Regions from separate parts of the Homo sapiens genome. Here region 1 is linked to region 2. The links are chromatin contacts, found by Hi-C or POLR2A ChIA-PET in ENCODE. All regions are on one chromosome and are shown on one strand. The core of a region is the stretch at or near the end of the contact, and the rest is flanking DNA. Distances in the headings are between cores, read along the strand shown. Region 1 holds the start of TMEM272 (transmembrane protein 272). Region 2 overlaps ATP7B (ATPase copper transporting beta).

Region 1 (4,614 bases), core at 1,790-4,289, 150 kb before region 2:
GTGAATAACTGTTCCCTATGAAGGCAGGTACAGGGATATGGGGCCACTGGGGCTGGGGTAGGGGTAGGGAGGAATGTGCCGCAGGCAGGCGTGGGTAGTATTTTCATTTCCACTTTATACCCAAATATTGCCTTGCCTTTTCCCCCATTAGCAGGTTTTACCATTATAATTTTAAACTTCTTTTTAAAACCTCTTAAAATTCAAGAAGTATTATTTGAAATGAAAAGTAGTTTGCTTTCCAAAAGTCCAGAGATTTTTAAAAAGTAGCATGTAGGAGATAGATAAGCAGAAAAGGAGTAAGTCCACCAGGGAGCAGACACAAAAAGAAGAGAGATGATGTGATGGTGGTAGGCAAGATTTTTCTCTTTTGGAATACTTTCTTTAAAAATTACAAAAGCGAATTCACAGAAAAATTAGATCAAGGAGAAAAGAAAATCATTAGTCATTATAAACAACTGCAGAACTTCCAGCCCAACTGTTAGTATTTTGGAGCTTTTAAGTATATGCATATATACATATGCATATGTGCATGTACACACATTTTACATGGTTGCAATAATCAGGCACATTAAGTGAACACATCACATTTTGACATAAGCATTCTTTCTGTTACCATTTGGTCTTCAGAACTCTCATTTTCACAGCTGAATTATATTTCACAGAGTACGCTATATCAAACTATATTTCTCTATATCTTCTTGTTGGATATTTACTTTTCACTCAAGTAATCCTAAGAGACATTTCTCTCCATGAAAAGTGCTTTGTTTCATGCACACGTAGATCTCTTGGAATAGTTATGTAATTAAAAAGCATAAGCAACTTTTTGGATTTGAGGTAAAATTGACTTATAAATGAGCTGTATCCATTTCCAGTGCCACCAGCAATATGAGAGTGGCAGTTTCACCACACCTAACCAGCACTGGGTGGCTGAAAGACTAATGCATTTTTATTACTCTCATAGGCAAAAGTGGAAATTAATTATTTTAATTTACATTTTTGATTGCCAGTGATATTTTGCCAATTCTTTCTAGGCTTATTTCCCAGTTGTATGTTCCCCCTTGTGATTTGGTTTTTATGACCCAAGATATGGATTTATTTCAATTCAGAGGAAGCCCACAAAGAAAGCTGCAATTTGAGAAAATAGCAGTGAATCTGCTTTTTGATTCACAGAATTCACTGTGTGAATTTGCAGATTCAAATACACTACAAAAGACCTATTCACTATTATGGTGGGGACTTGAACAACTCACAAAAAACTGCACGTTCCTTGGAGCCCTTTGAAGCGGCAGCTCTTCCAAAAGAGGGTCCCTCAACAGCAAGAGATGCCCAATAGAGCAAATACATACTAATGATGGATTCATGTCAATGCAATCCATTAAATGATTGACTAAAATCTGTAATGACACAGATTTTAGTCAATTTCTATACCTTCTATATCTTCTACTAAGAAAACGTACATTTTTTCTTATTTGATAGAAAGTTTTCTTATTTGTTAGAAATCTGAAACAGGAAGAGATTGGGGTAACAGGCCGGGCAGTGCCTTCTCTCCAGTGTGAACAAACAGTGACTTACAAGTCTATCCTTGGGCATGCTGTGATAGGACTGTGTGTCTCACACCTGCCTCTGCACCTAGAAGGGCAGTGATAATAGCCCCTGCTGCTTCCTCTCCTAGCAGCTGAGTGATAATAAAGGGCACGATGGGAATTAATCAATAATAATTGCCAAATGATATGCTCAATGCATTTTCAATTTTCAGTCCAATTGATATATCTCAGTGGTTCTCAACCAGAGGTGATCTGATCCCCAAGGCACATTTGGCAATATGTGGAGACATTTTTAATAGTCATGGCTGGAGCAGGGCTGTCGATAAAGAGACCAGAGATACTGAAAAACATCCTCCAAGGAGCAGGGCAGTCCCCAACAACACTTATCTGCTCCAAAATGTCAATAGGACTAGGTCTGAGAAACTTTCTATGTCTGTCTAACATTCCCAGTTTTAGAGTTCAAATTTGTAAAATTCTACTTTTGTTAACCTCTGAGTTGTGTCATGAATCAACAGTAAACATATATATATGTATATATATGTGTGTATGTGTAGACACACACACATATATATATATGATTGTGTTTTTACTGATTGGCTTGGTAAATTAAACTATTTATTCCTAAATCAGCTGTGAGGACCAACTCACTCTTGGTTTTGAATAACATTGAATATTAGACATTAACCATCCCCATACCTGTTCCTTCAAAGCAGATGTTAACTAGTATTGTTGAATATTTTCAACAAACATTTCGGGTGCTCAGGACACAGTCCTTTCTTATCTGTAGCTCTCTGTGTAACCTGTGCTGTTTTCTCTCCTAACCATGCCCGAATGCATGAATTCAGTGGAGGTTATCGCATACCTACTGTGTCTCAGAGTCATTCCACAACCTCCCTAGGATGCCTTCATTGTTTGGCTCCTAGGAAATGAAAAATGCACTTCCTTTGAGCTCTACCACCCCTTTAAAATGACCAAGTCAAAGCCACTTGCTCACAGCCCCAATAGGTAAGACATGGAGGTGATGCCTGTGGTCCCCACTCGCTGTCCTGCAGCCGGTAGGTTGTTTCTAAGAGTCCCACACAACTTGCCTTCGCCCTGCAGTTAATTATTCCTTTACGATTGTTCTCTTCTCCAGAAAACCCATCTCCCTTAGACTCAGTGAAGATTGTTTTCGTTCCCTCCACACAATTAAGAAAAGCACTTCCACAATGTAGTCATTTTCTTTCCAGGAAGCATAATCAGCACATTGGCATCTTCCTAAGAATGATTTCAAGAAACCCTCTGCTAGGACTGTCTCTCCAACTTCACAGGCTGCCCAGGGTTGCCGGACTCACCTGAGCTAAGCAGAGTGGGATCCAGAATCGGGCAGCACTCAGCACCTCTGTGGTCCCGAAGTCCAGGGCTGCCTCTGTGGGGCTCCTCTTGACTTGGGGCTCCCACTCCCTGTCGCACGCTTTCTTTCTCCCTTTCTCTCCTGCAGCACAACAGCAACTCGTGGCTTTTCCTCTAAGGGGCGGGTTCTCTCCATTTCCCACTCCCACGTGTGGGGAGAGCAGCCCCACCGCCGGCTCATACCCCTGCAGTGTTCCCCAGGCCCGCAGGGGGGCAGCAGAGCGACCCTGGGAGCTGTGGAAACATGGCCGACCCCTTGGAGTTAGGAATTCCCGCGGGAAACATTTCATTTCAGTCCCTTAGGCACTAAACCTAGGGACTTAGTTCTGGTGCGAGCCCCTTCTCACCCCTTGCCCTCCCTGCATGTTGGTGGCACACGAGAAAGGGTGGACCGAACAGCGGCTGCTTAGGAAAGAGTGTGAAGGTACTCAAAGTGGGCTGAGGTAATGAGAGGTGCCCTATGGACTTCAGGACTGCCACGTAGAAAAGGGATTAAATTGATTCCGAGTCATTGCAGACGGCCAGATCTGAGATAGAATGAAGTTACAAGAAGGCTGAATTGTGCCCCATGTCATAAACTTTGTAACAGTGGCCTTCTTAGACCTGAAGCAGGCTGCTTTGTGAGGCTGTTGTGTGTCTGTATTGTAAGCAAGCACCTAGCAGTAGAAGTTCTCAGCTGCTGATTTATAAGAAGTGCCAGAGATTCTTTATTGAAATGCAGATTCCTGTACCACCTCCCAAAGATTCTCAATCTGTAGGTCTGGGCCTGGGCCCAGGAATCTGCAGTTTAGACTCTGCTAAGTCTCCTGTAGGTGCTCCATGGACCACACTTAGAGAAACTGGCGTCACATGACTTAAAGGCATTCTCCAACCCTGACATTCCAGGTTTTTTGTTGTCATTTCGGTGGAAAAGGCCAGTCTACTGGGGAGGGACTGGGGGAGGGACTGGTGTGAGGCAAGAGAAGAGCCTATTATGTAAAATGCAAGGAGCTGCTCCCTCTGAAGCTACCCCTGCATTGCACACCCCTGGGAGGAGGGCACCTCTCCGGGCTCACTCTAGGGCTGGCCCTGCCACTCTCCCAGTCCTGAATCCAAGGTGACCACTTCACACCACAGGACAGGGTGAAGCAGAGGAGCAAGGGGAGGAGAGCCTGCTAGAGGAAAGGACATACAGTCACAGTCATGAGCCACATAACAATGTTTCAGTCAATGATGGACCACACAGATGGTGGTTCCTTAAGATTATAATGGAACTAAAAAATTCCTATCACCTAGTGATGTCATAGCAGTCATAATGTTGTAGTGCAACACATTACTGATGTGTTTGTGGTGATGTTGGTGTAAACAAACCTACTGCACTGCCAATCACATAAAAGTAAAGTACATACAATTATGTACAGCACATGATACTTTACAGTAATAAAAAACAACGAAGTCACTGCTTTATGTATTTATACTATACTTTTTATCATTATTTTAGAGTGTACTCCTTTACTTATATATATTAAAAAAAGGTTAACTGTAAAAATGCCTCAGGCAGGTCTTTCAGGAGGTATCCAGAAGAAGGCATTGTTATCATAGGAGATGACAGCTCCTGCCTGTTATTGCCCCTGAAGAACTTCCAGTGGGACAAGATGTGGAGATGGAAGATAGTGATATTGATGATCCTGACCCTGTG
Region 2 (4,508 bases), core at 818-3,317:
ACTATTTTGCATTTGCATGATAATCTACAAAGTGCTTTCACAATCATATGAGGCAGGATTTATCATCCACTTTGCAATGAAGAATCTAAAGGAGAGTGTCCAAGACTCACCTGCCCAGGTCCCACAACTTGTGTTGGGTCTGCACTCAGATCCCCTCCACCAAGGCCTCTTCCCCAGCCCTCCTTTCTGAAGAGGCTCCCCTAGTCAGCTTCAGGTCGCCCCACTAGTCACAGATTGGTGCTGGCCTTAAAAATCACCAGCACACGTCATATCTCAAAACTTCAGATATAGGCTGGAAATTGTAAAGTAACAGTTTGGACATTTTTTAAAAATGCCTCAAGCATTTTCACCCCAACATATTTAGTATTTCACTATTTTAAACACATGGCTAAAAGTATAAATGTTCACCGTATATTGTATAAACCGGCAACATATGAAAAGGCTGATTAAAAGATTAAACGCTCTGTCACTCTTTAAAATTCTAAGTGATTTAACACATTAGTTTAGCTACTGGCTTAATACAGTTTAAAGAGACATAAAATGAAATTTATAAAACTACTTTAGAAAACAAAGTAATTAAAATTGTATCTATCACCTCACTTCCCTCCCCTAAAACCACTCGAACCTCTGTGTAGAAGCTACCCAAACGGGCAGCCACTGAATAATTCTACATTTCATATTTTTAAATTTGCCTAGGAAAAAACTTTAAAGGAGTCTCTTGGAAATTTCCACAAATTCAGAACACCAAAAAACACTTTTAATATTTTAAAATAAATACCTCCGAGCATAGTTATATCCTTGGTTAAAAACCTGATAGCAAAATGCAGAATCTTTAAATACTCAAAAGGAGTTTCTGTCTTCAATATCCAAGTACCCTGTGATTTCAACGTATGTAAATCTCTTGCATAGCACATTTGAAAGTTCTTTTCACAAAATTTCCTTTAGTCTTTGGGACTTTAACCAATGAACAGCACAAAAATAAGTCTTAGAGGAAGCAAAGTACTTATGAAACCTTCCTTTGTATCTAACTAGTAAATGCCTTCAAAAGTTGTTTTTTATTTTCGTCTGACTAGGTCAATGAAGAAGACCCTGTACACACCACCAGTCTGCTCAGAAATGCTGCTAAAAGGCACCATTTTTACAAAACGTTATACTGTCTTACTTTTGGACATGACCTAACCTTTGGAGTAACAAAACTTCAACTTGCTTAAGAAAAGGAACTTCATTTTGCAGCATTTTCAAAATGTTTAGTTAAAATGTACAGATTAACAAAATAAGGTATACACTATAAAACATATTAGTAAAAAGAAGGAAGGATTCATTTTTGTTTGACTTGCATTGTGGAAAACTTTTGCTTCATAGAGTCTTACAAAATATTCTGAAAATAAAAAGCAACAAAACCCAAACTTCCAAGCCATGGTGTAATTAATCAGCTTGACTCCTGCCAGGTGCTACATTCACACTCTCATTCCGCTCCCCAGACCTCTCCCCAATATCCCACACAAGAGACATGGAGAGAAACCTCCATCTTTAAAATGGGTCCAGGCCCTTCCAGGCTTTTTAGCCCATCTGCAATTGCACTGACCTGACTGGAACTCATTTCCCAGGTTCCATTCAAAACTCTCTGTGGAAATTCTCCTTCCTCTGACGGTGGAGTGCCTTCCTCCACAGTAGACACTGGCCTGGCTGAATGCCTAACCCCAGGGCTCTTCCTAAAGGACCACTGCTTGTGGACAGACAGCAGGGTCACATGTTGGTCACTCAGAGTTGCCAGGAAGGACTGCTCGGGGCTCTGGGGCACATCACCCCTGGCTTTCTCTATCGCTGAGTTCACGGCCACGGCTTCCCTCCTCACTAAAGCAGTTCACCTTCAGCAGACTATTTGGTTGTGTTAGAGAGAAATGCTTTAGAAGTGTCCTCCTAATTAGCAAGGGGAAGACACCCTTCTACTCCTGACCCAGCCCAGGAGAGGCTGCCAGCAGTCTTCAGCCTGGCAGCAAGCTTTGGGAACTTGGGCAGGCTGCACAGTACTGCACCTATTTGCTTTTGTTTATCTACAACCGTCCCAGCACTTGGCACCCTCTCACTCAACACACTGTGTGCAGCACTGCAGATCTTTGCACACAGCCCATGCACACCCTCACCCAGTGCACACTGGACACCCGGCCAAGGTGTCCATGAGCACAACATGTAATCACTTGCCAGAGTGCAGCAGTTTCCTTTTGGCCATGTGCACTCCTAGAAACCCAGTCTAGAGGCAGGAGAGATATGCCACTTCCTTTTATTACCAAACTGCTAGCACTTTCTTGGAATTGCTTCAGCTGCCTCTTCCACAGCTCCAATGTTGGCAGCGTGCAGAATACTTGGTGAGAGAAGTATTTCCTAGGCAACATGACTTGTATTTTCAAGAAGGTGTAAGAAAGTTCCATGTTTCCTGTAGCTTTGTTTTCCCTTGGACCAAAGGCTTGACTTCAGTAAGAACTGACTGCACAAACTGGCTAACAAGGCTCATCTGTTTAAGCAGCACCACGGCCAGGAACTAAGGCACAATTCAGGCTTCTCAGGCTACCTGCTGTTCCACATGGGGATTAATAGGAGGAGACACACGACACTGTGGTAATTCCAGCAGCAGCCTGCTCTGTCGGGCAGCGCTGCCTCCATTCCCACCCCACCACTCGGGGACCAGAAGGAGAGACCACATCCCCCATGGCAGGAACAGCTCCACCACAGCCACTAATTCCAGCCATACCTCCTGCTGCAAGTGAGTGTGGAATTGAATTCAGGGTAAAATGATCACTCTGTCTCTCCGTGTTATTCTTCACAGCAGAATGTACCAGCAGGGGGTCACTAAGGTGTGCACCCAGTGAGGGCACTCAGAACACATGCCCAAGGTCACTGAAGGCTGCCTCCTCATAGGTTGCCCACAGTGACGCTTCCTCCCCCATTAACACTGTCATCCCTGCCCCAAGAACTCCTGACTGAGAGATCTGTTCTCTTTGAGGAAAGGCAACACCAAGGCTGGTCCATGCACCAAAGCCCCTTCGTGCCTGCTTTATCCTGCTGCTTCTTACCACACTTGTGGCGGTTGCTATCACTTCTAAAGCACACGCTGAGCAACCAACTCCTCCAAAATGTGTCTGGGTTTGTTTCTTATCTCCTAAGTGCTCAGCCAAAAAACAAAGAACCTGCCTCAATTTCCAAGAAATGTCATTCAAACCCATTTTCATCAAAGGAAAGGTATATTTGATGCTAAAGGCCTTGAGCCCCAACCCTAGCCTCCCTGCCAGAGGCCAGCACTGTGGGGCTGTGCAGCTGCCTCTATGGGAGCCCATGTAAATACATCAGGTGCATCTGTGATTGCTTTCTAGTGATTCTTCAGGTCTTGCTTATCTATGTCTCTCCCTTCCTGAAAGGATCTATCAGGAGCCTCACATGCCCTGCTGACCACCTGACATTTCATTTATGGGGCATCAGAAGTAGATTTTCCAGGTAACTGAAGCTCATCGCTTTGAGCATTAGATTTTTTAAAAATTTTGTCATTCTGGGTGAAAATATTCCCCATAAGTGACATCTATTTTTCCGCTGCCTTTTAAAGTGAGTTATTGAACATATTTTAACTTTTCCTTGGTGACATGAGATCATTATAAATATAAATGCTTCTTCTGTGCTGTGCCTATGAATAGCTAATAAGGAAAATATGTTGGGATCATATGTCCCACATGCTTTTAAATAATCTATTCTGTTAGCTCCATGAAATTGAAATACTTCACCATTCAAACCATTTCTAGATGGTGGCTCAGACCCAGAAGACAGCCAGAAAAGGGGGCTGGGGCCAGGTTAGAAAGGGCAGAGTCTAGACTTTGTCCTGTGGGTGGTGTAGAATCACCAGGAGTTTCTGAGGAGAGAACTCACAGAATCATATTTGTGATCTGGAAACAGTTTGGGCAGAAACAAGAATGAAGACCCAGGAGAGGAGGGATTACAAGGGGCAGAAAATTTAATAGTAGAATACGATTAAACAAACGAGGAGGCCTCCCAACTCAGTGACTGCTGGATCACAGCAGGTGACAAAAAGTGGGGGCCTGAGGATGACAATGCCATTTCCAGTTTCGCAGATTGAGCACATGGTGATGAGTACACCAAGATGAGCGGGGAGGGTGGGAAGAAGGCAAGTCTGGGGTAAACACAGTGGCTTCTCCTTTGCTCCCATAGAATCTAAGAGACGTGTGGAACAGCCAAGGCATGGGCCACCTTCCTAGGCTACAGTATTAAGTCCAAACTCCTCTTTCTAGCACCTTCCCCTTTCCTCACACCTGACCCTGGCTTCCCTGCTCCTCCCCTTCCCGGCACCATCTAATCCTTCTTATCCTTTAAGTCCTGCCTCTCTGTGGAATCCTGCTAGCAGCTCTCTCCCTTATCTGAATTCCAGCATCACTAATGTCAACATCAGGGTGCCAGCAGGTGGTCAGCCTGTAACACTGCTGGAGGACAAGTCTTCTCTGTCCACC

The links. A loop is a pair of places that touch in the nucleus more often than their neighbours do. ChIA-PET counts read pairs that join two places held with the same protein, here RNA polymerase II (POLR2A). Pooled maps may share reads with other maps.
Region 1: a pooled map shows a loop between it and region 2 (2.8-fold over the local background). The contact joins the promoter of TMEM272 here to the enhancer-like site in region 2. A Hi-C loop is called at or near these places in 2 of 168 maps with a recorded cell type or tissue (Caco-2 and thyroid gland) and 7 of 50 pooled maps. POLR2A ChIA-PET finds 5 or more read pairs at or near these places in 1 of 52 experiments (BJ).

Annotation. Positions count from the first base shown.
Region 1 is chr13:51,842,138-51,846,751 of GRCh38, forward strand. TMEM272 (transmembrane protein 272) reads right to left here and starts at 3,040. Exons shown (of 5, transcript NM_001351003.2): 1 at 2,879-3,040.
Region 2 is chr13:51,993,729-51,998,236 of GRCh38, forward strand. The region is part of intron 1 of ATP7B (ATPase copper transporting beta); the gene reads right to left. Among named protein-coding and RNA genes, the nearest start is that of ATP7B, 15 kb to the right of the region's middle. RefSeq lists a silencer at 2,305-2,599. Within about 2 kb of position 2,068, at least 8 of the 41 ENCODE cell types and tissues checked have a DNase peak (open chromatin) inside an H3K27ac peak, as active enhancers do.